Linked DNA regions of Mus musculus: all the other regions are linked to region 1. A link is a loop called in an ENCODE intact Hi-C map of the cell type or tissue named here. Cell type or tissue: heart. All regions are shown on one strand.

What was found. A loop is a pair of places that touch in the nucleus more often than their neighbours do. Peaks named below come from ENCODE experiments on the same cell type or tissue, not always from the same donor. Only the 100,000 strongest peaks of a DNase experiment are listed, where the experiment ranks them.
Region 2: it touches region 1 in a loop (1.9-fold over the local background); 4 of 42 quality-filtered maps call a loop at or near these places.
Region 3: a loop joins it to region 1, with 1.9 times the contacts of the local background. A loop is called at or near these places in 4 of 42 quality-filtered maps.
Region 4: it touches region 1 in a loop (2.1-fold over the local background); 3 of 42 quality-filtered maps call a loop at or near these places.

What each region holds. Positions count from the first base shown.
Region 1 is chr11:7,500,964-7,508,963 of GRCm38, reverse strand. No RefSeq gene overlaps it. Among named protein-coding and RNA genes, the nearest start is that of Gm36720, 76 kb to the right of the region's middle. In heart, no CTCF peak of the experiment used is centred here; a DNase peak (open chromatin) is centred at 4,213.
Region 2 is chr11:8,205,776-8,213,775 of GRCm38, reverse strand. No RefSeq gene overlaps it. Among named protein-coding and RNA genes, the nearest start is that of Gm27393, 320 kb to the right of the region's middle. In heart, no CTCF peak of the experiment used is centred here; a DNase peak (open chromatin) is centred at 4,515.
Region 3 is chr11:8,225,765-8,233,764 of GRCm38, reverse strand. No RefSeq gene overlaps it. Among named protein-coding and RNA genes, the nearest start is that of Gm27393, 340 kb to the right of the region's middle. In heart, no CTCF peak of the experiment used is centred here; a DNase peak (open chromatin) is centred at 3,814.
Region 4 is chr11:7,558,758-7,566,757 of GRCm38, reverse strand. No RefSeq gene overlaps it. Among named protein-coding and RNA genes, the nearest start is that of Gm36720, 130 kb to the right of the region's middle. In heart, a CTCF peak has its summit at 4,633 (motif pointing left); no DNase peak of the experiment used is centred here.

The sequences.
Region 1 (8,000 bases):
AGGCACAAGAACAGTACAGGATGCCCTCTGGTTGAGGCAACAAAGTCATCAGGATATCTCCTTGTCCCACGATCAATGTGTAAAAAAAGAGAAGATGGGGCTCTAAGGATAGGTGTCAAAAAAAGAAGAAAAGCAAATTGCTTATTTCAAAGACCTGCAAGTAGATGGTGGTGGGAAGAAGAAATCTTCCTCTGAATACAGAAAGACACAAGTGTGGAGGTAGAAACAGCCATCATATTGGTGAAAATAGTGAGGTCATACTTCAAAGCCTGGACTGCATCTCAAAGGTAGCAGATGCCTTTTGAAAAAAGTTTATTAGGAAAACGACAGTATAAAAATCAAACTTCATAAGTGATACAGTTACTATATCAACTAACTTTGGAGATGGGAAGCTTAGGGGGTTGTTCTAACAACACATAAAAATGATAAAGACTCTAACTGCATAATTACACAGTGGAACTCATAGAAATACTTAGGGTTATTGTAATAGGAGTAGGAGATTGCCTCTGGGTGAAAGGGTTTTTCAGTGGAGAAAAGTGGGCTCAACCCACAACACAGCATGAGAAAATGAGAGTCTGTGGTCAAGGACCTGGGCGGGAGTCAACAGAGGGAGGTTACCCAGAGAGAACTGGGATAGGAATTTTAATCTAGCAACATGACTGCTCTAACAAGGGAACATATCCAAATAGCTTCTAGATCTATATGAGCTGGCCAGAATGTAGACATGCCCTAGATAACAGGATGATCTGGCTATAATACAGACATGCCCTTAGTATACATCTTTAATCCCTAACAATAAAGGTAAGGTTAGTTTGTGGAAAGAAACACCCATGTTTGAAAGTAACATTTAATTGAGAAACAGACAAAGTGATGAATCAGAGAAAGATTTGACAGAATGAGTCAGAAATAGGATATGCCCAACTCTCAGGAGAACAGCACAGGAGAGAGAGGCTACTTAAGATCAGAGAGAGGGGGGAGTGGATAAGGACAGGGATAGGGAGAGATGTAGTGTATGGTATGTAGCATGTGGGGTGCGGGTGCGCGCGCGCGCGTGCGTGTGTGTGTGTGTGTGTGTGTGTGTGTGTGTGTGTGTGTGCGTGGGGGAGGGCAGTTTTGCCAGGCTAGTTAGCAGAGAGAAGTGAAGACAGAATGAGCCAGAGAATGAGAAGGATCCAGATTATATTTCCAGAGTTAGCATGATTACAGGCAGAGCAATGCAGCGAGAAGACGAGAGGTGCTGAATGACATCACTCGCCGTGGGGGTTTGGATTCTACGGAGGCTTGGAAGCTTCCAGGCCTAGGCCTAGAGATAAAGCAGAGAAAGAAATACTCTGAGCTCAGCCCAAGCCACGTATTCACACAGCTTGGATACAGCTCTCATCTCACCCCTACATTTGAGGAAATAAAAGCAATATTTACAATAAAAAATATTTCAGCAAAAATTAAGAAACATACTTGCTTAAACCTGGCCAGGGTATCATCGGTATAATAATGGATGAGAGATGTGATCGGATGTCAAGGCTGATTATATAGTGAAGGGGTTCCTGCAACACTGACTTTAGTGAGTGGTTTACTTCAGCTGGATATTATACAGTGTGCACAGTCAGAAGAGTTTCAAGAGCCTGAACAAGGTTTGACTCAGAATTTTAGAGTGAAGATGAAGAGGAGGTAGTCTTGGGAAATAAAATAAATGGGCTATATGATAGAGATGGGGAGACAGGACTATGCACCTAAAGAGACAGCAAACTATGCAAACAGCTCTAAAGTGACTAAAGAAACATGGTTTATGTAGAAGATGAATCCTGTCTGGGACTCAATTAGTCTGAAGCCTTACTGAGGGGTATCCAGTAGCCAGTTGAAGGTGTGGAAAAGGCCTTAAAGGAGCGTGAAGAAGGCATACTTCTGTGAAACTTACTGAGGCACAAATGTAAGTCCTTGACATGTTCATAAGGAAGGTTTACACTTAACATGGTGGACTAGAGTGCAGTGATACAGAGAACAATGTATGAAATAGAGAATCAAGAAACTGAACTTGCAGAGGTCTATGCCAGGAGCTGCTCAAGGCAGAGCGAATGGCGTGGGATCAAAGGTAGCAGAGAAGCCTGGGAAAAGAAAAACAGAATTTCCCTTGAATTCCAGAGCCAAGGCCGTTCACGACCTTGGTGAGAGGCATTCCCGCTAAGTAACACAGACAGGATGCTCACTGACATCTCTGCAGACATGCTTTTGCTAATTACCCACTCCAAGCTCAGGCATTTATTAGAGATGCCAAAAACAGTCCTGCATCACCATTTAGGCTGCACACAGATACACTTCAAAAGAGTTTATATCATCAATAACTCAAAGCCTGTCAAAGAAAAATTCAACCACTTTAAAGAAAGCAAACCAAGTCCGGTCATTTGAGAAGGCAACAGTCACGATTTCCAGACTCCAACCCAAATTTCCTAGATGCACAGTGAGACAGAGAATTATGAAGTGCAACAGGAGGCTGGGATGTGGGGAGTGGGGATAGGAACAGATTAATCTTAAAATAAAGTGCATAGTGGCAGAATGGAAGGAATTATGAGACAGATAAATAGTCTCAAGAAGTTAAAAAGAATAGGTGGGCAGATGAGAAAATGAAGGAATAAAAAATGCAACTGGCTCGGGTTAGCAGCAGATCAACAGCCGAATGGACACAGAGGGGAAAAGTCATTTCTAAGGCACACAGATTCCTCTAGAATTAGACAATGCAGAGTGATTGAACATACTCTTGTCTAGAGTTCCAGAAAGAAGGAAAAAGATTTAAAATGATGGCTTTTTCCTGAGCTTACTAAGACAGTATTTCCTCACATAGAAGAATAGAAGTGAACAAGAAGCAAGGCACAGCAAAACACACCAGAATAAGACATCCTCCAAGCATGAAAAAATAAAATTAAAGCGACCATTAAAAAGGGGGAGTGGGGGGGAGGGTGTGGGGGACTTTTGGTATAGCACTGGAGACGTGAATGAAGAAAGTACCTAATTTAAAAAAAAAGAACAACACTGCATATAGATACCTAGCAATAACAATTAGTGTTTCCTCCTTGATGGAAATATTATAAACCGAAGAAAATGAAACAATATCTTTAATGTGCTAAAATAAATGACCAAGCAAAAAACTCTATATCTACCAACTATACCTCGTAAAGTTTGAATAAGGACATTTCCAAATAAATGAAAGCTGAGAGAATTTGTAAGTTCAGTATAACTGTTATTTAATAATATACTATTTGTCCAAGCTAGTCTTAAATAAGAAGGTAAAAAGGCATACAAAATGAGCATACTTTTCTAGATGTAATAGTAGAAATCACATGGAATCTAAAAAATTATGAGTCTTAAGATCACAACAGTCTAAGATAAGGTTGGAAAAGATCATTATTTGAACTAAGTAGCATTAGTTAAAAATAACATTTTAAAATGTTACACATGACAGCATGCAAATATACCCTATATAGGAATACATTTCAGAAAAGATGTGTTCAGAGTATCACACTAAAAATTATAAATGAACACTGAGAAAAGTTAAAAACCAAACTATATTCTAAGCTTATCAGTTAGTGGATTAGGATCTAAGGCATACTGTCCCCTCAGTAGGTGCTTACTCAACATTTTCTAATAGAAGTCCCACCAGAATTAATGGCACGAATTGATAAGGCGAGTTTTCCATTTTTTATAATGCAAAGTTCTATACAAATGTATTTCATAACGCAAGCCAGATCGACCATAGTAAATTCAAAGTGTTCGGGGACAGGGTGTCAGCTCATAGTGTCCAGTTTGAACTGAAGTGCCAGCGAGCTGCTGGCACACTGCCACATGAACCGATCAAGGCAATCCCACAGAGCACTGTGAGATGGCCAACTGTGTCCTGTGAACTACAGATTCTCATGGTGTTGCCTGTGTTATGGGATTGCCTGCACTTCACACTCCTTCCTAAAATTGAGCAGGATGCCCAAAACACCAGACTAGAAAATGAATCACTCAATGAAAGAAGCATATTCCTGCGGGGGAGGGGTGGATGTTTATACTGTGATGGTGTGACGGGGGGCCCTTGTGGACAGGAAATCCTGAGGTGTGTCTCCATGGGTCAAGGGATGGAAGAGGTCACAGGGTACACAGGTGTGGTCAGCCACACACCCCAGGAGATTGCCCAGGGCTACACCAGGGGTTTCTCAGCACCTTCCTTTCCCACAGCTGTTGGCCATGACCCCAAGCCTGAGAAGCTGGGAATTTCTTCAGAGGGGAAGTGAAGGCGCACCTGCTCCCAGAAGGAGACAATGGACATTTGGTTTCCAGGCACATTTCTTTCCAGAGAGAATTTTCTGAGCAGAAAAGGGAAAGATCCTAATAAAGACCGTGTGTAGCTTGAGGAGGGAAAGGGAAGGCTGTGTTGTGAATGGCTGGCCTTCCTCTTTCCTGAGGCTGTTTCGGATGACTGCCCTGGCTGTTGTGAACAAGAGGAATACGAGCGATTTCTAATCCCAAATGCCAGTCTGTGGTGTAGCCCAGGTCTGTGTGATGAGGCGTCCTGTGCCAGGCATCTGGATGTTACAGTAACTAGGCCTGTTGGCACTAAGGACTCGAGTCATAGAGGCTGAAGTTCCTACTTCTGTGGGCCACTGACCTTCCCTCCCCAACCCCCCCCCCTCCATCAAAGAACGTCCTTGCTATAATAGTTTACCTACCCCTTCCATACGCGCTGAAAACCTGAACACACAGCAGAGGGTGAGTGGGGCCTTGTGCCTGATGAGGTGGTTAGGGGCAGCCATGGATTAAGTGTGTTAACTAGTTTGTATATCCTCAGAGCCCAACTTAGACTACAGTGCAGTCAATTTTAATTTATTAAGACATTGCATTTGTGCATCGTTATAGGGTACATTCTGATATTAGATACATGCATGGGATGGTTGATGTCAAACTGTTAGAAGTTCAAATACTTTCTCCTCTGCCTTCTCAAAGGCATTTGTTTATGCATCTAGTGGTGTGCCTGTGCACGGGTGTGGCACTATTACCTGGAGTATGGGTAGCTCTTCAGAGCCTGCTCTCCTGAAGAAAAGTGGCTCTTCCTCTCATAGCAGCCATCAACTGCCAATAGTAGGAGGAGTTGATTGGCCCTCCTCCATTCAAGCTCGATCTGGGATTGTTTGATCTGTGAAGTCTTGCACACACAGTTCCAGTCATTCATGTCTTTGGTGAAATAATATTTTTTGGACAGGACAAAGCAGTTGCAAACAAGTCTGTGGTTGATTTTAGTTGACTTTTATATGCTATATGAAAGGAAGAATTTTGTGTACATGGATATCAACTTATTCATGTATACTTAAGGCAAAGTTCACAGTAAGGTCGTACCACATCCTCTTGGATGTTATACATTTACATGTGACTTCCAACCAGTAAGTATGAATCTGCCAATGTTTTGCTGTGGTTTTGGTTTGGGGCGTTTGAGGGGGAGGGCATTGTTTTGCTGAGCCCCTTGAACATTTGTTTACATTTTAAAATCTGCTTTTCAATTAAAGATGATGCTAAAGTTACAAATTCATTTGTCGAAATGCCACTATTTGTGAAAATCAGAGAGTAGTGATTTTTAAAAAATAAATGAGCATGCTATAGACACCTATTTATTTTTCAAGTATGTACTTTTCTGGAGCAAATTTTCCTAGTCTCCATCCCTATGGGCTGACCATGTAGCATTCCAAGGTTCAACATCATTAGTAATTGACAAGAATGGGCTATTATCAGGTGAACTGATCCATAAATGTCAATTAAATCATTTTTTGAGAATATATAATTCTTTTAAATCATTGATTTTCTGTTTCCCACTTTAATTATTGAGTATTTCTGTGTGTCTTAGCTAGGGTTTCCTTTGCTATAAAGAGGTATCATGACCACAGCAACTCTCATAAGTACCATATGGCAAGGAGGAAAGTCACAGATCCACCCCCACAGTGACACACTTCCTTCAAAAAGGCCACACCTACTCCAACAAGGCCAGACCTCCTAACAGTGTCACTCCCAGGGCCAAGCATACATAAACCACCACAGTGAAGCCTCACAGGGTAAACTTGCTTATTTCTCATGAAGTCCTGGGAGGTTTACTCACCATGAAATGTGATACCGGAAGACTTACTCCTACAACACAGAGTTTCTCGTTTCCTACAAAAGCATTCCATTGTTAAGATGAAGTGATTATTTTTTAATGCCTGGTAGCATTTCCTGCTGTGAAAACTACTGTTTTAATAGTTGCTAAAAATTTTTTTAACAAAATTTATACATGAAGACTCGTTCCTAAACTTGTAGTGTCTTTAATTATTATTTATTTAATTATTATTGTTACACATACCTGCTATTCAGTTTCCTCTGCATTTTCACCAGTCACTGATATCTGTAGTATTACCCATCTTCTATAAAGAAGCCCTTTTGACATGTTGTGAGGGCTACACTTATGTGTAGGTATAGTGATAAGTATTTAGAATGATGTTATAAATCGTACTGGTTCAAGAAAAAGGCAGCAAGCAATAGGTTCTACCCCCACACCTCTCTCCCTCCAGTTCCTCACAGACCTCCTACATCCTCTGCCCTTTCCAACTTCATGGCAACTATTTTCTTAAGATAGCACATTGAGTCCAGCTGGTGCTGCCCATATGTGCATGGGTGTGGAGACAGCTATTCACTGGACCATGAACAACTTGCTGGATTACAGTTCTGCCAGCCATCAGCTGCCAATGAGGCCCCAGCTAGGGGTAAGGCCTCATGAGCTCCTCCCCCATCCACACAGGAATAATGGCCAGCTTGATCTTGTGCAAGTTTTATACAGGAAACCAACGGGGCTTGGAGTTCATGTGTGCAATGCTTGTGGCACACGCAGAAGACAGGTGCTTAGGGCAGGGAGAGAAGCAGAGACTACAGAGGAACGCTTCCTACTTTGCTTCCAGGCTCACTGTCATCAAACAAATTTATTTTTTTAATCTTTAGACTATTTTATTTTCATGTTCATGAGTATTTTGCCTACGTGTATGTATGTGCACGTGTGGGTGTCTGTGGCCTTGGAGGTCATGAGAGGAGGTCATGGAGGTCATCAGGCTTGATTCTATATATTAAGACAGAATACATGACATTATCCCAATTTTCATAAATTCTTTGAGACTTTCTCTGAGCTCCAATATATGATCTATTTTAAGGATGCTTCCATGACCTGCTAAGAAGAATGCAAATTCTATAGTGTTTGAAATATTCTATAGATATATGTCAGGTCCATTCAATCTATGGTGCAATTTAACTCTGATGTTTTTTGTTGATTTTTTTTTTCCAGTTGGTCTGTTGATGGCCAAAAGTTTATTTTAGCTGAGGTTGGTTGTCTCAAGTACTTCTGTCTCTTTACTGAATCCACCTTTTAATATATTGAATTATTGTTATTATTTCTATTAGCCATTTGTTTGTGTTTTCTCAGATGCCAGTCAGAACTTCATTCCTTTCCTCTTTAACTTTAGGTGGGTGTTTTCTCTGAACTGCTTTAACTCTTTAAAGATGTTTTAATTGTTGTTTTAGTCTATCTTGGGATTCATCTGGATTGTTCTCATCAGAGATCATTACTATAGGACTAAAAATCTTGGTGGTGGAGTGAATATAATGTGCTAGTTTTTCATCTCACTTGTGGTTTCATGATGGGATCTGGGCATCTGGAGTTTTGTTGCTGGCTATAATCATCTATGTTGAGTGATCGTTTGGTTTTGGTTTTGATTTTATCCTGACTTGGCTGGTTTTGGATCAGATGGGAAGTGCTGAAGGCTCAGTCTTTCAGAAACTTGGTGTTGATTTGGTGTGGGAAGGCTAGGTTGATTCCAGGTTAGTGGTTACTGTGGGGTCGCAGGCTTGCTGGCTGCACATGGGACTGATTAAATAAGACCCACAGTCTAATAATTCAACAAGCAGAACCAAGGGGCCTTACTAGAAGTGGCCGTTGGCTGGATCATCAGCCTGGCTGC
Region 2 (8,000 bases), 700 kb before region 1:
GATAAAGGTGCAAAACGGGATGGGATGATTAGATTTTTGAGCAAAGCAAGGGAGTTCATAATGAGAGCAGTCAACAGAGTAGACATGGGGAGAAGAAAAATAACTAGATATAATGCCACAGGGATTTCTCATATGAGTTAGAAGTAAAAGATGCAAAGGTCCAGGAGAAACAAAACTCCTTACAGAGTAGTAAATAGTTAGGAAAGGACAGAGGCTCCAAGCTCAGACGGGAAGAAGGTGAGATTGGCAGAAAGTTTAAAGAGAATTCATGTACTACAGTACACCTTCCCTATCTCCGAAGCATATACAGAAAAGGGGGGAAAGACTTGTAATACTCTTCATGTGTCTTAGAACACACACACACACACACACACACACACACACACACACACACACACACAGAGACAGACACACACTACATAGAAAGAATAAGGCGAGCATCACCGCCCTTCATTTTCATAACACACTTGTACAGATCAGTAGATTACATAATTGGATCCATTCACATTAATTAACTGGATTAACTAGACAGATATGTTTCTTTATTGTGGTGTCTCTCAATGCTTTAATATAATAGAATGATTCATTTTATCTAATGGCAAAGGTTTAATCTGGAGGGTAAACTCTACTTCTTTGACCATAGCATCAATTCTCTTTAACATCTGGCATTTTTCAAGGGTCTGAAGATATGTTCAAACTGCTGTCTTGATTCAACGAAGAGCTCTCATTAACTGTGCTGTAGAGACAAGAGCACTTCCATTTGTTCTTATCAAGCCTGCAGGACAAAGGGCCATATCCCATGTGGCCTGTGAATACATTAGCAAAGGCTCAGTAATGAGGCGAGGAATAAAAATGAGAAGGCAAAAGTAGCCAGACAGAAGCCGAGGTGGGAGGGTAGTGATGAGGAGCCGCTGCTGCTGTTTCTGCTGCATAATGCATAGTAGCACCTATACCACTGTTCACTCCATAGCTGTGACCCTTCTTATGCACTACTTTCTGGTCCAAAGTATTTTATAAGTGCAGCATTTTTAAAATGGAGTATCCCATAAGGGAAATGTAACCATCTCCTTTAATGGATCAGGAAATTGAATCTTAAAGGTTGAATTTTCTAGGGTCATATAGCTAGTAAATGTCAAAGACCCCTGCTTCTTTTTTTTCTTCAATTTTTTTATTAGATAATTTCTTCACTTACATTTCAAATTCTATCCTGAAAGTCCCCTATACCCTCCCCCTAACCTGCTCCCCTACCCACCCACTCCCACTTCCTGGCCCTGGTGTTCCCCTGTACTGGGGCATATAAAGTTTGCAAGACCAAGGGGCCTCTCTTCCCAGTGATGGCCGACTAGGCCATCTTCTGCGACATATGCAGCTAGAGACAAGAGCTCCGGGGTACTGGTTAGTTCTATTGTTGTTCCTCCTCTAGGGTTGCAGACCCCTTCAGCTCCTTGGGTGCTTTCTCTAGCTCCTCCATTGGGGGCCCTGTGCTCCATCCAATAGCTGACTGTAAGCATCCACTTCTGTATTTGCCAGGCACTGGCATAGTCTCACAAGAGACAGCTATATCAGAAGACCTCTGTTTCTACAACTGTGCTCTGACACAGAGCCCCTGACCATGACCACTCACTAACAGTGCAAGTGAGTTTATTTTTGCTCCAGGCGGTGATTGTGGTTAGCAAACATCAAATGCCACTACATCTCAGAAAAATGTGCCATTATTCCGAGTTTATAGAGGAAAACGAGAATCTCATCCAACCCAATATTACCACCTCACTCTCAAACTGCAAACTTTCCCATGGAGAAAGAAGATCATGAACTGCATGCACGTGCTTAACTCATGATCAGTGTGCTTCTGTGCCTCAGAGGCCAAAGGGTACCAGTGTCACAGGCAGCCAATAGAAAGTAGTATGCAGTGTGTATACACTATTAAGTAGTTTGTGCTCAGCTCCTTCCTAGCACACAGGGTAAGCCTGAAGGAGAGAACCCTCCTGGTATAATTTTCAAGACCTGGCCCCTTGCAATATTCTCTCATGCATTTCCATGTTTATTTGGTTCCATAGAAGGGGAAGAGAAATCCAGGTAGAAAAAGAAAGTAAAAGAATCATATGAAGACTGAGGTGAATGCCAGAAGACACAGTGTTTGATGGTGGAGACTCCTAAGGGATGCCTCATTTTACCCTATATAAGGAAGAGGAACAGAAGTACAGAGAGGTGAGGTTAGGACTAGCTGTGATTCCCAAATGTCTGTGCCACACAGGAAAGTGTAGGGATGCTGTTTTGTCTTATTCGGAATTGCTTTGAATTAGCTTACGGTTAGAATTGAATAAAGTCTGCTTGTTAGCCAAGAAAGACCTTCCTGGTTGCAGGAAGAAGCCTGTCTCAGCATAGGAGCTGATGCAGGGCTACCACTTGCAATGGTCAAAGCCAGAGGCATGAGACAGAAACAGACATTGGTCTGTGTTACATGAGGGGAACACTCAAGCATCTGCATGCTTTGTTCCAGGAACAAGGTCAAGGACGTGGAAAATACATGAGCAGGAAGCATCCCCTCTGTATTATCAAGACGATGGGCATGTTGTCAGACTTGGCTGTGCCTTAGAATGGAAAATGTGTCTTTGAATGCTGATATGTCAAGGTCTCACTGTGTGGAGGAAGACTCTAGGACTCCTAGCTTTCTAAAGGGGAAGACCTAGATGGTTCAGTCTTGTTCAGAGAGAGGGCTGTGGGTACAGACAAATAGATAAAGCCATGTTCCCCATAGACCCAAACAAGGCACTGGACTTGGCCAACCCCCTTTAGTGAATACATACACATGTGTATGGGAGTTCTTCCTCTCACTAAGGACTTCTGAATTTTTGGTAAACAAAGTTTTGAATTAAAAAAAAAGCTTTAAATTCTCCAGAGTAATGGAGCTGAGGAGCAGAGTTTTAGGGTTCCTTTCTCAGCCCCCCATGATGTGGCAGAAAGAGCTGCAAGATCAGAATACTTTAGAACAGAAACTCGATCTTCAAGCTAAGCAGTCCCTTGTTTCGTGGAAGCCATTTTCTTACAGTTAAACTGACAACCCTTTTGATCTGGTGAATCCAGCTCTCACAGTGCTGAGCAAGGGAACACAGGTGTACTAGTGAGTGTTCCACCAGGTTGACACAGACTACAGGCTCTTTGGGAAAGGGAGGCATTTGGGAAAATGCCTCTAGCAGTGTGGGGTGGGGCCAGGCATTTTTGATTAATAATTGATGTGAGAGGGCCCAACCCACAAAGGCAGTGCCACCTCCTGGCAAGCCAGTAAGCAGTACTCCTCCATGGCATCTGCATCACTTCCTGTCTCCAGATTCCTGCCCTGTTTGAGTTCCGGCTCTGACTTCCCTCAGTGATGAATGTGGACCTGTAAAATGAAATAAACCCTTTCCTTCTCAAGTTGCTTTTAGTCAAGGTGTTTTATCACGGCAATAGAAACCCTCACCGCAATAGAAACCCTAACTAAGGCACAGGTGAAAATGAATGGTTTCTTAAAATGTAGATTTGATCTATCCATCATTTTGCTTCAAGTTTTCTCAGAGAGTAAAATCTGTTTGCAAGATAAAGATGGTCTATGTGTGTGAGTGGAAGCATGGTCTTGTGGGAAACGTACTTGTTGCCAGACTGCATGATTGCCTTGCCACTGGGGTACCAGGGGTTCTGGCATGGCACTCACAGGAGGCAGAACGCCGTATGCAATGGGGTCCTCAGTCTGTGTTTCCCAGGGTGGAAAACAGTGGGTGGTTGTGCTCTTCTGCACCTTCCTTTGTCAGCCTTTGCGTCTTCCACTGTCTGGTATCCGGGAGCAGCAGCAGTAGGCAGGGAAAAGAAGCAGCAGGTGACACCCTGCAATGTCTAGTGTCTGTGAAGGCCTTGGGCATCAGAATCCATAGCCCTACCATGGTACAGCTTTTGTATTAGCCTGGAAATTGGGACTCCTTAGCCCTTAACTCTGGCCAGCTCTACAGTTCTTGGCCTGGTGCCTGAGTTGTTTACCCTCAGTTGCTATCTCTCTACTTCTACTGTCCACTTTCTTTCAGCCTTGGCTACTTTTAAAGCATCTGTTTGCTGTCAAGCAGTCTATTCACAGTCATGCTTGCTGATTGCTTTTGCTATTATGACTTCTCTAGCATCTACTCTAATCAGTGTTTCCTACTTATGTTGCTTCTTTCTTTATATGAGCAGCTCAGCACACACTGTCTTTTTGGGCCCTAATGTCACATTACCAGGAGGCACAGCACCAGGGAGAATCTTTCAGCCGCGTCACCAAGTGAGCTAGCCATCCTGCCTGTATAGCTGGAGACTGGGTTGTTCAGATCCATCAAAGTCTTGTCTCCTTACACCAGATAAACCATCCCTCTGCTAGGTTATGACTTAGGTGGAAATGGCACAGAGTCATCTAGAGTTCACCATGGCTTGTAATAGCCAAAGGTCTGGTACAAACTGTTTCAAACAGGCCTGGCTCAGGCTGCGCCTTCGGCAGCTGCAACTGTTGTGCTATTCTCAAGGGCTCTGTGGAGTGTGTTCAGGATGACTGTTTCTGGCACCAGGGTAGCCTGGCTAGCTGTTTGACTGACAGTCTTTTAGAAGGGGAAGTCCAAGAACTACTAATGGGAAATGGGAAGTCAGATTGCCCAATTGCACAGCATCTTTGCTTATTTATAGGCAAACAACCAAGAGTGCTTATAATAACATAGCATTCTGGTCAATAATGTTTTTAAGATTAAAATTATCTTAACACCTGTCCAGCATCCCAGAGAGTGGTGGGCCCTCTTTATCTATCACAAAGACTTCTGGCCCTGCTTTCTGATTTTTTGGTCAGAAATTTTACTATCCCCATGTTTGAGTGTCAGCTTCATCCATTGTAACCATTTCAAATTTCTTCTCTTTGCTCAGAAGATTTTGAAGGGCTAATTCACCAGGTTAAATGATTTGCAAGTTGCCCAAAGATGGGTGGGGGTCCTAAGGGATTCTTTCATGGGGTGCTGTATCACTAACCAGGGAGATGTTGGGCATAGCCTAATCTTCCAACAGACAACAGAAGACAAGAATTTGCAGAATGTCTTTGTTAAGATTAAGATACATATCAACGAAGTGTTCCTTCTTAGAATGGGGAACAAAATACCCATGGAAGGAATTACAGAGACAAAGTTCGGAGCAGAGACTGAAGGGAGGACCATACAGAGACTGCCCCACCTGGGGATCCATCCCATAAACAATCACCAAACCTAGACACTATTGCATATGCCAACAATATTGTGTTGACAGAACCCTGATATAGCTTTTTTCTGTGAGCCTATGCCAGTGCCTGGCAAATACAGAAGTGGATGCTCACAGTCAGCTATTGGATGGAACACAGGGTCTCCTATGAAGGAGCTAGAGAAAGTACCCAAGGAGCTAAATGAATCTGTAACCCATTAGGAGGAACAACAATATCAACTAACCAGTACCCCCAGAGCTCATGTCTCTAGCTGCATATGCAGCAGAGGATGGCCTAGTTGGCCATCAATGGGAGGAGAGGCTCTTGGTCTTGAGTAGATTATATGACCAAGTACAGAGGAAGGAAGTTGGAGTGGGTGGGTTGAGGAGCAGGGGGAGGGAGGAGGGTTAGGGGATTTTCAGAGAGGAAACTAGGAAAGGGGATAGCATGAAATGTAAATGAAGAAAATATCTAATAAAGAAAAAAGACTTATGTGATAAAAAAGGAATATTTTGAAAAGGAGATGACATTTTAAACCTCATTGTTCTATTCAGTGTACATACATTAATAAACGAAACGAGTCAACACACACATACACACAAAGATACATATCAAGTTGCTTTGAAAACCTGATTTTTCTCTTTTGGGAAGGTGTAACATGTATTTTTGCACTACCCTGCTGAAGCTCAATCATTGGGCTGCGCTACCAGCCCCCAACCACCAGCTTTTCTTCAATCCATGGATAAAACACACACACACACACACACACACACACACACACACACACACACACACACACACACAGTTGTTTGTTTTCAACTTGCCTACTTGGGATGCTAATGGCAGCTCTAATCATCATCTTTATGAACTTTGATGTAACTTGACCAATTTTGTTTACTTGTTATTCCAAATGCCAAAATTGTTGTAAAAGAACTTAAAGATTTGGACGAACCTGTGATCAAGACAGCCTCTGAATATTGTCATCTGGTTAATGCTAACACCCATATCTCAACCACCTACCAGTGTTCTGTCCCCATATCTAGCCATCTTCCTAGATTTCAAAAAGCATTGTGAAACCTCAGCATATACCTGGTTCGATTTCAAATGTATTGCCTATCTAGAGACCCTCAGACCTGTAGGTTGTACCTTCTAAAATATTTTTCTGGTTAATATTTTATTTTTTATGGCTTTGAAGATGGTTCCCATGTATTCCTTCCAGAAATATCCATAGTCCTTTATTGTAAACACTTCATAGCTGCTTGATTGGCAGCACCTTATATGGCATTTTATTTGAAAATATTTTCAGGAGAACTTCTGCCCTAGAATATCTTATAAACGTTATTCTTCTTAGTACCAGCTAAAATCCTTGGAATACAAATCTGTAAGTATAGACTTCATATTCTAGTGTTTGAATATCACTTAAGCTTTTATTATTTTAGTGTATTTTTGCCTTTGTAGTGGAAGAAGGGATCAAAATAGCTTCATAATTGTGAAAAAGTGTGACTGTAATTCCAACATTGTCTGTTAGTTTTCCATATCATAAAAAGTAACTGAGATCATCAACTTGTTGCAGGCTTAGATTTTTTTCAAAACCTACTTTAATAAGGGTTCGCAAATGCTTCGCTGCCCTACCCCCTCCACCCTCTAGCCCACGGTCCAAAGGTAGGAGAGAGATATGGACCCATTTAGAAGTAGTTCTGTGGAGTGATTCCAATCTCCATTGTCAGGATACCAGCAGTCCAGTTCATTAGTGTCAGGATACCAAACACGAATCCGCAGTGGTGGAACAATGCAGCAGAAACAGCCAGGCATCCACTTGACCAGAATCAGCCAAGATGCCAGGAATTCTCAGCCTTGCCTCTCGAAATGAAGTGAAGATGCAAGACCAATAAAGCATTGCAAGGCTAGCCATGCAAACACCCTGTCACTGTCCGTTGAGTCCTATTTATATTCTCTCCAAACATCACATGTCCTCTCAGGCAACTTGCCTCAGCAAAACACCACATGAATCTGCATCATATGACATAAACAAGATCTTCCACTTTGATTTGTAAAGAGAAAAAAGGTTATTTGATTTACAGTTTTGGAGGATCTAATATATGATCAGTTGATCGAGTTGCTATGGGCAGATGGGAGAAGGAGGAGGAACAAAAATATTCATGTCTCAAGCTTGAGAGAACAGAGATTGAGGAGGAACCCTGAGGTCTTGTTATCCCCTTTAAAGACACATGACACTGACTTCAAAAAACCTCACTAGTCCACATCTCTGAAAGGTCTGGCCACTCCTCATTAGCACCATTCTGGGGACAAGTCTTTAATTCATGGGCCTTTCAAAGCCCTTGGGATCTAGTCTGTAACAGGGGCCTTGCTGGGCTTTCATTTAGATGCCCATTATGCCAATCTGTAAACTTTGTGACATTATAAGAAACTTAGCTACTTCAGTCTCCAGTTTCTTCTCTGTGCCCTTCCTCCTCTCCAGTGAATGCACTGAAGATTTTAATAAACTAGGTAATAGGACCAGAACCACGTGACTTAAACAACCGTACTTGATTGTCTCTTGTTTCAGAAGGCTGGGAGTGGCAGACCAAAGTAGGGGCAGGTTGGTTCTTTCCAAGGCCTTGCTCCCAGGTTTGTGGACAGCCATCTTCCCTAGTGTTTCCTCACATCCTCTTTCAACTACCCACACTTCTGTGTCAGAATCCCCTTTGTATTGAATTAGAACCAATCTATATTTTAGTTTGATTACTGCTGACAAGACTCTATAAGTCCAAAGAAGTTGGACCTC
Region 3 (8,000 bases), 720 kb before region 1:
TACCCGAATGCCGTAGATAGGTAGGTAGTAGAATAGTAGTAAGTGGAAGAAGGAAAGAATCACTAATCCAAGGCTAGACCCATGTCTGCTGTGTGTGCAAGAAGAATCATCTTGTGTTGATAAAAATCCTGTAAAATTCCTGATAAAAATAGCAGGTTGAAGCTAAATAGTATAAGCAGCCAGGAAGTGACAAAAGTCAATACAGATACCATCAATATAGTATCTGTTGATACTATAAGCTATTTATCAAAGGCCTAGCCTATAGAAATATCAAATGTAGGGATCTAGCCTACAGAAATATCCCATGCAGAATCTATCCTATAGAACTACAAGTTCAGGGGATTCACACTGGCTTAGCATATTTCTTCCAGGGCAGGCTCTATGATATATCAGCATCTGTGTTTTCTGAGATCTGCATGAGAGCAGAGGGACAAAGTATACATCTTGGCCTTCCCTATCATAGTGATGCTCAATGCAGTCTGAGAATGTATCCCAGGCCTGAGCTGGGGCACGGTGGCCAGTGTGGTAGTTAATTCACTTCTGATATGAAACAACATAACGTCTTTCTTCACTGGAGTGTGTTGAGAAATAAAACAGTGTGGCGAATCTCATAATCCCTTTGATTACAGCTCACTTTAAAATCAAGTTTAATTACCGGGGATATGGGCTGTTTTGCTGAGTGTCTTCCGGTTCATAGAGGAGTGCTAGGACACAGATGGTAGCAGGAGGTGTGCAGAGACAGATGGAATGAACTAGCGTGAGCAATTCCTGCACACATTAAATCCTTCCCATCTTTGCTAGAGGATTAAGTAGCTCTAAGTAGGCAGTTAAACTCGATACTATAAACATATGTTAGAGATTTGAAGTCAACCTCAATAACTCAACCAAAGCCCCAGAAAAACAGACCTGAGGGACTGAAAAGAAAAGAATGCTTAGGAAGATCTCAAGTTGCTCGCAAATGCCCTTAGGAATGGGCCACTCCTGCATTGAAGGGTTTCATCCCGCATACAAACTCTTCTGCATGTAGCCTGCAAGGAAAAAAATGATTTAAAACAGTGCAATCCAAGCTTAACGTAGAAGTAACGTCACTTAAAGGGGCTTTTGTATGTGTACTTTCTTTCTTGAGACCACTACCTTGTTATCCACGGTTCCTTTGATGCAGTCACTTGTAAATGAACTGGAGAATGAGAAAAGTAGCCCGTGAGCCCTCAGATAACTGAAGTTGTCTAACAAAACTCAGGCTATAACATTTGCTATTTAGAGGGTCTTTTCATGGTCAAGATATTTGTTTTTTCTCACAGTATGTGAGGCATTCTCTCCTTACTCTAAAGTCACTTGTTTCTTATTTTCCCTTCTATGCTACTTTTGGGTCCTTCTCTGAGCTAGCAAATCCATGCTCCCATTATTCTTCAAGAAGACATCTAATGGATTTGGATAATTTATGGGCAGGGTTAGGTAAACCCCAAATTTTGAGGCATGAGAAAGACTGTGCCCATAGCAGCAGAGGCCTCCTGAGGAGCGAAGGGTCTGAACCACAGAATCTGCTGGAGCACAGCTCTGCTGATTACAGTAGGAAGGATGGGTCCCGATGCCTGAATTTTGAGTGATGTAATAAACTTTCTACCTCTATATGAGGTTTACCTAGTCCCACCTGCAACTGTGGTGCTGTGGCACATTTTTCTACATATAATTTTAGAAATTAAGAACTCCTTGCCCCATAGGAGGAACAACAATATGAACTAACCAGTACCCCAGAGTTCCCTGGGACTAAACCACCTATCAAAGAAAACATATGGTGGGACTTACGTCTCTAGCTGCATATGTAGCAGAGGATGGCCTAGTTGGTCATCAATGGGAGAGGAGGTCCTTGGTCCTGTGAAGGAAAGTTCTAGGCCCCAGTATAGGGGAATGCCAGGGCCAGGAAGTGGGAGTGAGTGGGTTGTGGAGCAGGGGGAGGGGGAGGAGATAGGGGATTTTTGGAGGGGAAACTAGGAAAGGGGATAGTATTTGAAATGTAAATAAAGAAAATATCTTTTTTTTAAAAAAGGAACTCCTTGCTAGTGTTGCTATCTTCTCAACTGCTCCAATATCTTTCTTACTTCCTCTCTTTGGATTTTTATTTGTTTTTAATCTAAATAATCAAAGAGAGATTCTCCAAAGCATTCTAATAATAATTAGGGCTAGAATATCCCTGTATAGAGAATATACAACCTGTAGTAACTATGGGTGCAGTCACGGGGGTTGGAATAATGGGGATGCTTCAAAATCAAAGGGAGACACTAAAGACTTGGTGGATTCACTGGCTTGGACATTAGTGGTGGCCTTAGGGCTCCTGTATCAGCAGAGTCTCTGGCCTGCTGGGAAAGCATCTACCCAGGGCTCCTGCATTTTGGGGAAGCTCCTGCCTAGCTGGGGGAAGCAGTCCATCAGGCGTGTTGTAGAATGCTGAAGACACACTTTGTACACAAATCTGGGCCTACGTGCAAGAGTTGCAGAGTGTGGAATGAGGACTCTCTTTTACGGCGTTAGCCCATCCTTATAAAAATACTTCTGTAGGATAGGCAGGCAGAAGCCACCCCACCTCCCTAAGATGCTGTATAATTTTGTCTGAGTAAGAAAAGAGTGTCACCTCAATTCATTGCTTTCAGCTTTTATCCTATATAATCAAATATGCAAATAAACCAATTTCTGCTTTTTCCAGTACACTATTCATATTTTGTGAGGCTCTGACAGTGGTCTCCTTAGAATATTGAACCATTGTGATGCTGAGATGTTTTCTCCTTTGTTCCCCTTCTTCCCCTCCCTCCCTCTCCTATATAATCTTCCCAAGAACCATGTGATGTGTCAGAGATCAAGGGAATGAGAACGGCTCCTCGTGTTACGGACATGCCAACCCCTTCAGTCTTGGTGTTAGAATTCTACTTATGAACAATTTAAAGAGTTTTTATGTGTTTGGGTGCTTTGCCTGCATGTATATATGTGTATCGCATGTATGCATGCCTGATGCCCTAGGAGTCCAAAAGGTGGCATTGGAGCCTCTGGAAATCGAGTCAAGACACTTGTGAGCTATCACATGAGTGCTGGGAATCAGCCCCTGGTACTCCAGGAGAGCTGCAGGTGTTTTTAACTACTGAGCCTTCTTTCCATCCCCTTTGAACTAGATTTTATGAATTTCAATTGTCGTTCTGTAAGACGGGTTCTGCTATTTACTTTTGTGGCTTATAGTGATTTTATTTTGAAATCAGAATGAAGCTTGCTTAGTAAAATAAATGAGCTATTTGTTCATCCTTTAATGTCTTCTGGAAGGGTTTTTGTTTTTGTTTTGTTTTTGTTTTTGTTTTTTATTTCAGAAGGAACTCCTTGTAGCTTTAAGTTCCTTGAAAGGTAGAGTTTTCCCTGGAATCTTGCATCAGTTTTGGTTGTTACTTCCTCTAGGTCGTCTCAAACCACCACACTATAGGTCATAAAATTATTCCAAGATGAATAGGAATCACAGACACTCTCTGCACTCACAAGGCAAGCCAGCATGTTAATAGCCGTGCAAGTAGGCATCTGCTAATGTTACAGATGAGAAGAGCAAGGCTCTGAGTGTCTCTCTAATGTCTCCTGGGTCACACCAAACAGCCGAGGAGAAGCGGCACTTGAGCCTGGCGGCAAAGCCTGTGCTCTTCAAAGATTCTTCTCCTGCTGCCAAGTCTGGTGACTACTGTTTATATTAATTATTATCCCTTCCAAGTTGTTAAAGGAAACGGCTCAGAGAACAGTACATTCTCAGCCATGGTGAGTTTCCCTTCCAAGCCAGCTCCAGCCATGCAGAATGCTTTCCTGACGTTGCCACCCAGAGCGCAGCTCCTGACTCCTTCCCTGTGAATAGCCTGCTCCAGTTTCTTTTGATTGCCTGCATCCTCCCAAGTGTTTGTTGTGTCTGAGGCTTCAGAACCAGGTGGCCTATTTCCCAGATATGCGGCTGCAGTTCCATTCCCAAAATTCCCAATCTACCCCCCAAACCAGAAGTTCTCCCTGTATCTTTTTCTAGGTTTCTTCTGACTGACTTTCTCCACTGTATTCTAGTTTTTAATAGCCATAGAAAAGCATTAAGATCACTCTTCTTGACTGCTTGTAGCTCTTCCAACTGCTCATAGCTTCTGTGGAGAAACTCATTGTTTTCTCAAAGCCCATTTTTGTCTGATTATGGGCCTCCACGTCCAGGTCTAGAGGAAGGCAGGAGCTACTTCAGAATGACATAGGATCCAGTGCTTGTCTGTGATGCAGAGGGGGCTGTCTGCTAATCAGACCACCCGTGCTGCTTAATTCTGACCTCAGGACTGCTGGTCCATTAAACCAAGAGGCATTCCTGGGAGTTGTCTTAACTTTCCATGAGATGCGAGTAAATATCTACTCACCCCAATATAGTACCAGTGATAGATAGAACAAGGAAACACCACCACCCAAGTCCAGTCTACTGTGTCAAAAAGGAGTTACATAAAGGAGCAGCATGGACTCTGGTAGGTGACTATAACCTTCAGGGTTGGGGTGGGGAGCTTATAACCTCCATCCCATTCCATCCATGAGGCATGGGTCCATTCTATTACAGGTCTCATGTAGGTAGTTACAGCTACAGAGTGCTCAAGAGGGAATGACCATACTATACCCACAGGACAGCATTTCACAATACTGGGGATTCTGAAGTCTTTCCCAATGTCTCCTGCCACTTGTCCAAATATTATAATCCATGACTTGTTAATATGACAGGGTAATGCACACAGAACTTGAAATCTGACCATCTGAGTACTTTTGAGCTACTATAACTAAGTAACACAGGCTGGTGGTTTTGAAAGAAAAGTAATTTATCTTTATGCTTCTTGGTGTAGGAAGAATGTCCAAGACAAAGATGAAAACATGGTTGGGCTATGTGAGGACTTTTTCATGATTTCTGAAGACTACTTTCTTATTGTCCTTGTGCAGCAGAAAGAGTCCAAGGAGCTTTGGGAGTCTCTTTGCTAGGGTATCTAATCCCATTAACTATTGCTTTACCATTATGACTTACTCATCTCTTCTGGGTAAATTTCATCCACAAGAATATATCTTGGGATGAGGATTTCAATATGGGAATTTAGGGATGCACAGACACACAGTCCATAGCTTCGTGGAGTCATTTTCTCATCTGCTACCCCAGCTGTGTGAACTTGTACCCAGTAGCCTTACTGTGTTCCCAGTAGGACTTCACTGAGTAAATGATGACACTGTCTCATGAAGTGCTTTTCAAGATCACTCCCCAAAACAAGTGTACAGGAGGCAGGGTGTGGTTGCTCCCCTAGTGAGGAATAAAACCAGAGCACAGTGCTCCGGGCCTGTGCCTGCTCGTTAGACCCCATACCCCTGCTCTTCTCTTCTTAGGGACTCAGATGCTGCAACAGGACTGACAAGGTTCTCTTTGCTTGCCCAGGGCCCCTTTGCAGCCTTCCTGCAGCAAACCCCCAGCACAATGCACTTCTCCTATGTCTCTTTCCCATGCTTATGAGGATTCAGACAGCGGAAGGTGGGCTGCACTCTGCAGGATGTCTTCCCTCAACATTGACCACTCTGCTGCCCTCAGGATTTGAGCAGTGCCTGCGGGATTAAAAGCTCACCGTGTTGACTCACTCAGTAAAACAACTCCAGCGATTTTGCTTCTCTCTTGGGGAGTTCCTGTAATTCTTAAATGCTTGGAGACTTTATGGTTTGGTTCTTGCCGTCTGTTAGCTGTGTCCTGGATACGGTTTCTATGTGGAGTATAAACTAAGTTGTACACTCAGCTTATTGTGGGATGAACAAAGGCTCTAGTGCTGGTATGTGGGCTGCTTGGGGTTTATTTACACAGCAAGACACATATGCTGGGAGGTCCTGGGCTGTGCAAGGATTTTTTTTTCTCCCATTTGACTCACTCAGAGGAGACTGACAGATTTGTATTAATGTGTGAATTATGAGTGAAATGGTTTCTTGTATCATAGAGAATCTAGGAGAAAGTGTGTGTGTGTTGTATGTGTGTGTGTATACATGTATGTGTGCTCACCTGTGTGTGTGTGTGTGTGTGTGTGTGTGTGTGTGTGTGCAGGTGGATAACAGAGGCCAATGTCTAATGTATGGTTCACATATTTATTGCAATCATTATTTGAGACAAACCCTTTCATTGAGTGATTCTCTGACCCTGGCTTGCCAGTAAGCCTCTGGAATCTGACTGGGCCTGATCTCTGAAGTGCTGGGGTTACAAGCCTACACAGCACTGCTGCCTTTTACACAAATCCAAACTCAGGGCCACACGCTTGGGCAGCAAGTCTGTCACCTGAGTCATCCCACCAGACCCTAGACATATCTTCAAAGGTTCATGCTAGTCTTAGCTTTTTCTCTATTAATTATTTTCTAGATTAAATTATTCTATGCCACAATTAAAAACAAGTCATGGTAGTTTTGTTTCTAGTTAAGCATGCTAATATTCTAAAAGGAATTAACTTACATGTGTGCTCCTAGTGAGGTACCCAATGTACTTCATATGTTGGACTGCAATGTCCTCTAGAACTCAAATTCCCAGATGAGAATGGGTCAGAGAGGAGTCACTTCTGAGGATGAGTGCATGCAAACCCACCCCTGGTCAGAAGTGCTGATGAAGAATGTGCTTCATGAGGAAACTGGGCTTCATAAAAGTGTGCCTTTCAAAGGGAAGAGAGAAGAGATGAGAACTGAGGCAAAGAAAGAAGGTGAGAGGGGCAGAAGTAGAGTTATTATCTGGGGGCTCTGGATTCAGATTCAGTCGGCACTCACTGCTCTGCCCTCAGAAGACAATTACGAGGCTCCTGAAATGTTTGCTAAGATTACATGAGCTGCTGAGCAGAGACTGCGCTGTAGCAATATGAAGATGGAAGCAAGATGATGTTGGGGCTCGGACAGGCTGAGCAAGACGTCATTAAAGGGCTCAAACCATAATGGTGGGAATGGAAAAACCAGGAATTGAAGGGTAATTGACTGGCACTAAGAGCTATCAAGGTTGATGACTGTTTATTTCATTTTGGTCAAACAGTTGAGTGGTAGAAACATTTATTTGGAAAAGAATACTTTAATGCACATTTCTAAGGAACACAAAATAAGGCTTAGAAAGATGCGTACGTATGTAGTGAAATGACCACCACTAACCAAGGGCTTGAATGACTAATCGATTCTGCCAAGAGGGATGAGAAATTATTCCTCCGGGGTTAGAAGCATGGAGGTCCTTGTTGGCCTTGGCTAGAGCCTATCTTGTAGAACCAGAGGCACAAAAGCCTGGTCAGAGTTTATTAGGAGGGACAAGTGACAGTGTGGCAGATTGGACCCAGGAAAGCACTGTCAGTACTCAGGCAATGCAGTCAACTCCCAGTCAGAGTGTGCTCCCAGACAGCACACTTCCTTTGATCATAAAGTGAGTAGTGGTAGGATGAATTAAATAATATAATGAAATGAACTTAACAAAACATGAAAGAAAGGGCATCAGTGGCTTGAAGTATATTTAGTTTTTAAATCTACTGCTATTTTAGAAAAAATGCCTCTTCTTTGTCACCATGTGGATGCAATTTTTTGCTCTTAGCTTTCTTTATATTCACTTGGTAGTCCTGGCATGTGGTGCTTATTCATACTACACTTGATAATTATCCTCTCGATAAGGAATATAAAAGGTCATTGGAAAGGGATAATGCATCACTCATTTTTCTACACTGGTGATTCTGTCAAACAAATCTGAAATCCATCACATTGGTGTCAAAATTAATACTCACGAGCTTGTCATGTTCCATGTTTTTTTGACATTACTTACTCCTCACAAAAGCCCTTGGTTTCTTCTCAATTAGTTTGCAAATTCACTTTAGAATTTAGGCAGTGTGAGCCCTTCTAGCTCGTTACTGACGTCTTCAGTCCTTGCAGCACAGTGCCTCAGTATTTTATTTTTCAGAGGGATTGTAAAATTTATTCAGAAAAGTTCACTAGAGTGTACAGAT
Region 4 (8,000 bases), 58 kb before region 1:
CTCTTCTGCATTAGCATGTCTTTGACATTTCCATTTTTCTGCTCTTGCTTATGCAGCCATTTCTATGTGAGACTATTTCACATTAGACTTCCTGATATTCTGGCTCTTCAAATCTTCCTGCCCTTTTTTCCTAAACATTCCCTGAGCCATAGATGCAGGATTGGAGTTGGGCTCACCATGATACTGGAAGTATTTCATAATGTAGATAGCAATATTGTCAGTCTTTGACTGACATTAAGTCCACAGACCTGTTCCCCAGAGAAATACCAAAACTCTACGCATAATCTCCTGTGGACCAGATAGTTACACATATATCCTCAAACAATTCCATTTACTTAACCTTCTATCCCTATTTCTGCCTCTACTTTTACTGTGATTTATTCCTATGCTTGTCTGCCACTGGCTCCTTCTCCTATTACATACTTAAAAATATTTTGGAGTGGGGACTGGAGAGCCATTTTTGCTTTTCCAGAGGAGCAGGATTAAGTTCCCAGGGCCATATCCACTGGCTCACAACTGCCGGTAACTCCAGCGTCATGTGATGTAACACCCTCTTCTGGCCTCTGAGGATCCTCACACACATATATCGAGTACAGCCATATAGACACACAGATATGCACAAATAGAAATAAAAGCAAGTGTGTATGTGTGTGTGTGTGTGCGAACACACACACACGTGCGTTCATGCCCACACAAGAGTCACCTATTCTAGATGATGCTTTAGCAAATATTTAAATAATTCCTTAGCATTTTTCATGACTTTTCATAGATGTTAGAGACATGCCTCATTCTCACTGCTTCCTGTACATCTGGCCATTAAAGGCATAGGTAGCTAGTAGGCATCAGATATAAAATAGAATAAATAGCTGGTTTTCTCTTGTTCTAACGCTGTCATAAACTTTCATTTTTAGTGTCTGGTACATGTATGACTCAGGTTCTAAGACAAACAATTAACAAATGGGATCTTGTGCAACTGCAAAGCTTTTGTAAGGAAAAGGACACGGTCAATGGGACAAAATGGCAGCATACAAATTGGGAAAGGATCTTCACCAACTCTACATCTGACAGAGGGCTAATATCCAAAATTTATAAAGAACTCAAGAAGTTAGAGACCAACAACCCAATTAACCTAATTTTAAATAGGGGTACAGAGCGAAACAGAATCTCAACAGAGGAATATCGAATGGTCAAGAAGAACTTAAAGAAATGTTCAAAGTCCTTAGTCATCAGGGAAATGCAAATCAAAACAAGAGGTTCTATTTTACACCCATCAGAATGGCTAAGATAAACCACTTCAAGAAATTGCACATGCTTATAGGGATGTGAAACAAGAGCCCTCCTCCATTGCTGGTGGGAATGCAAGCACATATAACCATTTTGAAAATCAATTTGGTGTTTTTCTCAGAAAACTAGGGATAGTTCTACCTCAGGACCCAGCTATACTACTTCTGGGCATATACCCAAAAGATGCTCTACCTTCCCACAAAGACACTTGCTCAACTATGCTCATAGCAGCTTTATTCATAATAACCAGAAACTGGAAACAGCCTAGATGTCCCTCTACTAAAGACTAGATAGAGAAAATGTGGTACATCTACACAATTGAATACTATTCAGCTATGAGAAACCATGAATTTTTCAGGCAAATAGATGGAACTTGAGAAGCACCCAAGAATCAGTGAGAATTTTCTAAACTGTGACTCTCTTAGCACTGGAGATATAGAACCTTAAGAATCCACCTCCTGTAGCCAGGCAGGAATATCAATGAAGCAACAGGGACACCAACCCACCCACAATACTTTTATCCACCCACCCACAATACTTTTATCCACCCACCCACCCACAATACTTTTATCCTGTCTCCAAGCCATGCAGAGACAGAGGCTAGAGCAGTCTGAGGGAATGTCAAACAATAACCAGGCTAATGAGACCCATCCCATGAAGAAACACCAATCTATACACTATTAATGATACTCTGTTATGTTTGCAGTTTAGCATGGCTCTTCTGTGAGAGGCTCCACTGAACAGCTGACTCAGACAGATGCAGACACCCACAGCCAAACCATGGATGGATCTTGGGGACTCTTATGCAAGAATAAGAGAAAGGACTGTGGGCCCTGAAGGGGTTAGGAACTCCACAGGAAGTCAAACAGCTTCAACTAACCTGGACTCTTGGAGCTCTCAGAGACTGAATCACCTACCAAAGAATATACTCAGGCTGGACCTAGGCCTCCCTAAACATATGTAGAAGATTGCTGCTTTGTCTCCATGTGGGTCCTGAACAGCTGGAGCAGAGGCTATTCCAATAGCTGTTGCCTATATATGGGATATGGACTGCCCTGTCTGGCCTCAGTGGGAAAGGATGTGTCTAGCTTCACAGAGACTTTATATGCCAGGGTGGTGGGATGGGGGATGGTACCTGCTAAGAGGAGAAGGAGCCAGGGTGTTGGTGAGAGAAATAAATGTGGGAGGGGTAACCAGGAGGGAGCAGTGAGTAGAATGTAAAGGTGAACAAATAAAAAATAAAATTAAATAAGTAATAAAATTTTAAAACAAAACAAAAAATGAAAATGAAAGTATAAATCCAATGTAAAGTCATGCAGTTTTTGTTCCAAATGGCTATTTGAACCATACAGAAAGAAGTTCACTGAGTTGGATAGTCTGTGAGTCTGGTTAATTTGAGCATGTAATTTCAGGGGAGGTGTATTTTCTCATATTTTTTTTCCTGTTATAACATTCATCACAAAACTGAGTAGAAAAATATGAAAACTGATGGTGTGGTCTTGAGAATTTAGTTCCTGACATGACCCAAGGGCTATCTCATTTACTTGCACACGGCCAAGCAGGTAATCACTTCACTTACCAGCAGTCCTTTGTATTTTCCTCACACTCAGCACACTGGTTTTTAGGATAAGCAACAGCTTAACTCTTCATCCCAGTGATGACTCTCTTCCCTGTCTTTGGTTTTCTTCTCATTCACAAGTCTATTTCTGAAGGAAAGGCTCACAGCCTGTTCATCTCTGGCAGACACACACAGCCACTATCAGAGAGATAGTACCAGGACTCAGTACCAAAGCAAGGTAATTGACCTGTTAATCATCTTGACTCAAACATCCCATACCATATGCATACATTACAATATTATAGTATAAATGGTACAAATATGTAAATATGACAAATAAAACACAACAGTAAAAAATAAAATAGCCTGTGCTTTTACTTCATTGCCTATGAATAATCTAAGCTCGCTTGTCCCTCACACACATAAGAACTTTATTATAGATTAATCTGTCTAATCTATTCAGCCCCACCACTTTTTTCTACCTATTATATTGCTAATAGCAAATCCATGCACAAATCAAGTAGAAAAGGACAGTAGTATTATCTGAATACTGTGGAGCCTTAAGAAGTTAAATACATTTTAACCAAGCCCTCTGTATGTGGAGAACATTTCATCTCAATCTATGGTTTTTCCTTCTTAACACAGGAAATCCTTCCCTCTGGGAAGTTGCTTGTGTCTTAGCATAGGCTCAGTCCACAGTCCACATGGATTGTAAACTACCTACCCAACACCTACTCAACATCAGCAGAGTTGGTGTTATGAAAGGGCTTTTTAGAGGAGGCTCTGCTGCCCAGGTACCATACTTGTTCTAAAATTCATTTCTGATGGCCCTTGACTACATTGTGGGATGCTGGCTCCTCTAGGACAGCAGTTGCTTCAGCAAATTACGAACTAAGAAGACAAAAGAGAGTCTTGAGCAAGACAGAAACATCATGTGCATTCTATGGCTTTTTGTGTACTTTAGTTGACTATATAAGTCATTGGGAAGCAAGCTCCAGGGGATGAATGATAATCAAGAGACAGGGATCTTTGGGAAGAGTTAAAAAAGACTACTGAGTCCTCCACTAAGAGGCCCATTCCAGGGGGCTGGTGAGATGGCTCAGTGGGTAAGAGTACCCGACTGCTCTTCCAAAGGTCCAGTGTTCAAGTCCCAGCAACCACATGGTGGCTCACAACCATCCGTAACAAGATCTGAGGCTCTCTTCTGGTGTGTCTGAAGACAACTACAGTGTACTTACATATAATAAATAAATAAATAGATAAATAAATAAGGCCCATTCCAGATTGTCATGGTGACCTGAATCTCCCCAAGAAGCCTCTTAGAATTTTTAGTATGTTGCTTCTCTATTGATTTCAGTAACCTCCTTAATTCCTCATATCTACTTAAAATGTTAAGTAGGTATTAAAATGCCCTTTCCTAAATAATCAAATACAGTTCTAGCTCCGTGCTGTATTAGTTCCTTTCCTTGTGCTTTAATAAAACACCAGGATCAAGGACAACTTGAGAAAGAGTTTAGAGTTCTAGAACACCATGATGGTGGAGCTCAGGGAAGGTAACAAGGACCAGTCTTGGTGGCTGGGGCAGATGTTTGAGAGCTCGCATATTAAACCACAGGCATGTGGCTTAAGCAGAGGGAGAAGGAGGGGGAGGGGAGAGAGGAGATGGAGAGGGAAACTGAAAGTAGGGCAGAGTCATTAAACTCTCAAAGCCTACCCTTAGTTATATCCTTCCTTCTGGAAGGCTTCATGAATCTCCTAAACCTCCCCAGAGTGCCACCAAGTGTTCACTCAGCGACAGGGGAGCCAAGGGTGAATGTTCTCATCCCACTGGACCTGATCTTACTTTCTTCCCTTCTGTTCCCTATGCATGATTCATTATCTGACCCTTTGTGCCCATTCCATTGGGGATACCAATTTAGTGTTTGTTATGCATGATAATTGGTTAGAGGTTTTTCTTCTCTAAATGATGCTCCAAAGAGTAATTTAAAAAGAAAAAAACAAACAAACAAACAAAACAAAACAAAAACAAATTCATGTCCAGAAGACTCTTTTTCACATCATGCACTCCCAAAAACCTACAAACAGAACACAGGGTCTTGATAGTCATGTATCCTGCTGACATGTTAGGTCAGGAGTATCTCCTGGAATTGCTTGCTTAGAGGCATGAATAATTTAGGGACCTCTCAGAAGTCAGGGGATTACGTCAGGGCAGGTGATTTAATGCTGAGTCACCTGTGCTGACAGAACTGTCACACCCTACTAGTTCACCTGCTCTCAAAGTTCCCTCAGGGAAATCCTAAGAACTGCTAAAGCCCATATGCTGTGTTTCTGAGTAACTCATCACCACAGCCAGACTCAGGGCTGGCAGGGTGGGGAGCTTAGCTAGTCCTCATGGGATATTTGTCAATCAACACTACAATTACTTGAGGCTTTGTTGAAACCTGTGGGGGACTAACAGGCACACAGAAAGAACTGAAAGTAAAGGTGTTGGGGGTTTTGTTTGTTTTGTTTTTTCTTATTGAAGTTAAGGTTTTGCAAGTATCCTTGCAAAGACAAAAGAAATATATTGTCTGGAAGTGATCCACATGCAAATATTTCATATACTAAGATAAGAAAGACCAAGAATCTCACACCAAACTTTCATTTGGAAGTTTTTATTTCTCTTCTGTTTGTTTGCTTGCTTGTTTTTAATTTTTATTGGTTATTTTATTTATTTACATTTCAAATGTTATTCCCCTTCCTGGTTTCCCCTGCACAAACCCCCTATCCAACCCCCAGGCCCTGCTTCTATGAGGGTGTTTATTTCCCAAGAGCTAAAACTAATAAAAGTAAAAGGAAGCAGCTGTCCTTCCGAATATCACTGGACACATGAAAGAATAAGCTCTCTTTTGTGAATTGGTAGTTATTATCACATAAATGCGTATTTATTTATTACATTTGTATGTAGAGGCTGTATTTAAAAGAGACTTTTTCTAACTAAGCATTAAAAATAAGATTCTCAAATTACAACTCAAAAATCCCAGTTTCTATGATGTAAGTAGACTATGATATATTGAGAGATGTCAAAGCAAGTAGATTCACCATCAATGGTTAGTTGCAGGAACTGTGAAGATTCAACACTGTTCTGTTGTGTGTCTTCTAAAAACCCTTCTGATGGAAGCTTATAAGATAGCTCTCTGCACAGCAAACACAAGCTTCACTTTCAGAGGCAACATAGGTTGACTGGCTTGAAATTTTGATGTGGCTTCCTTTGAGGGAATGAAAAGATTGGCCCAAAACACACTCCTCACTTGCAGTGTATCATCAGCCTGGACAGACACCATGAAATCACTCCCTGAGACTCTATCCATCCTCTGTGGGAGAGGTAGCAGAGACTGAGCCATTTAGGACCATTAAAAATGAACAGAGTATATCTCTCTGACCTGTTAAGTTAGTCCACGTTCAATGTCACGCATTAGAACAAGAGTTGTACATGAGAAAATGCAGTTTCTGCTTTCCACCAGGGGAGGTAAGAGAGAATGGTTTCAGCATGTGTTGCTTCTGAAGGAAGACTTCTGTCTTATGGAACACACTGCTGATGTAGATCGTGTGCACAAGCTGACTCTGTGGCTTCATGTTCTGAACTTAATCCTGGAGTCCCCAGTTAGATCACATATGGGTCAGTCCATTCACCCTTAAGTATCCTACTTGCATCCTATGCATCATGAGACACAAAAAAACTATTGGGAAAGAGTGAGGAAGGGCTGGGCAAGGTACATGCAAGGCTCTGACTTCTATCTTCAAGCTGCTTTTGGTTATAGCTTTTGTCACAGCAATAGAAAACAAAGTAACACAGTTAGTAATTTTACAGGTAAGAACAGGAGAAGTCTAAGACTTATATGATCCTTTATTTCCTATTCCATCCAGTAAGGTTTGTGTTTTGGATGCAATAAAGTTTATACTCTATGGTCATGTATTCTGTGGGTTTTAATCTACTATTTTTTAATGCCACATCAGAATACCAGGTAGAACATAACCATCACCCCAGAACTTGCCATGGGCAGTCTTGATTTCGTAATTCTTCGTCTCCACCCAAACTCTGACAGCTGCTTGTAATTTTTGTTTCTTTTATTGTTTTTAAGGAGTCATGTGTATAGAATCATACAATAAATCTTAGCCTGTGTTCTTTAACTTCACACTCAAAATTTATCAATCATTTTATTGTGTAAATTACACCATACCTCTTTTCATTGCTGAGCACCACTATGTTGTATGAATGCTCCATAATTAGTTAACCCAGTATGTTACTGTAAGACAACTGGGTTGCTTGGGAAGCTATGATTAGAGCTATGAAGAATTTATGTGTAGAATTCTGTATGTATAGTTTTCCTTTTGGCAGGCATGAACATGCTAGGTCACGTAGGAACTGTACGTACTTGCCTACAAGAAACCCATAGATTACTTTGCAGAGTAGTATATATATATATATATATATATACTGTGTTTCATTTGTAAAATAAGTAAAATGTCTCTGGTATTTTCTTCCCCAAATGGACATTCAACTCTCCCATCAGCACCACTCGAAAGACATCTCTCTCCTCCATTGCTCTTTGAAACTCTGAGAAAAAGCAGGTTAGCTTGAGCCCTTCGTTTCTGAGCACATTGCTCCCTTCTGTCCATCTATGTCTTATCCTTTAGGTTACTAGGAGGTCGTATAATCTTACTCCTCCCCTTCCTCCTCCTTCCCTGCCCACTGAACTTTTTAAAAGTTTCAAGATTACTTCACTCATAGTCTTGACCTATAACCCCAGATGGATAGGTTTAATTCTGAAAAACTTGACTACTTCTTCAAAGAATTAATTATGGGCTTTCAGCTGCAGGGCATAAACAAGCTGACACTTTTCCACGTTCTCCCTCTCATTACCCTCTCTCTGTTACCCTAGGGCAGGGAGACCACTGATCTTCCCATTCTGCCAGGGGGTCAAGTCAAGAGGAACAGGCATTAGATTGATGGAGCAACCGTTTCCAACATCTACATTTAGGTTCTCTGACTTTACAACTCAACAGCATGTTTCTCTACTGTACTTATAGCATGGGAAAAAATAATTTCTAAATTAATTGGGACCTCACTGAAGAAACCAGCTGGAGAATGGCTTCCAAGTATAAAAACAGGAAGCCA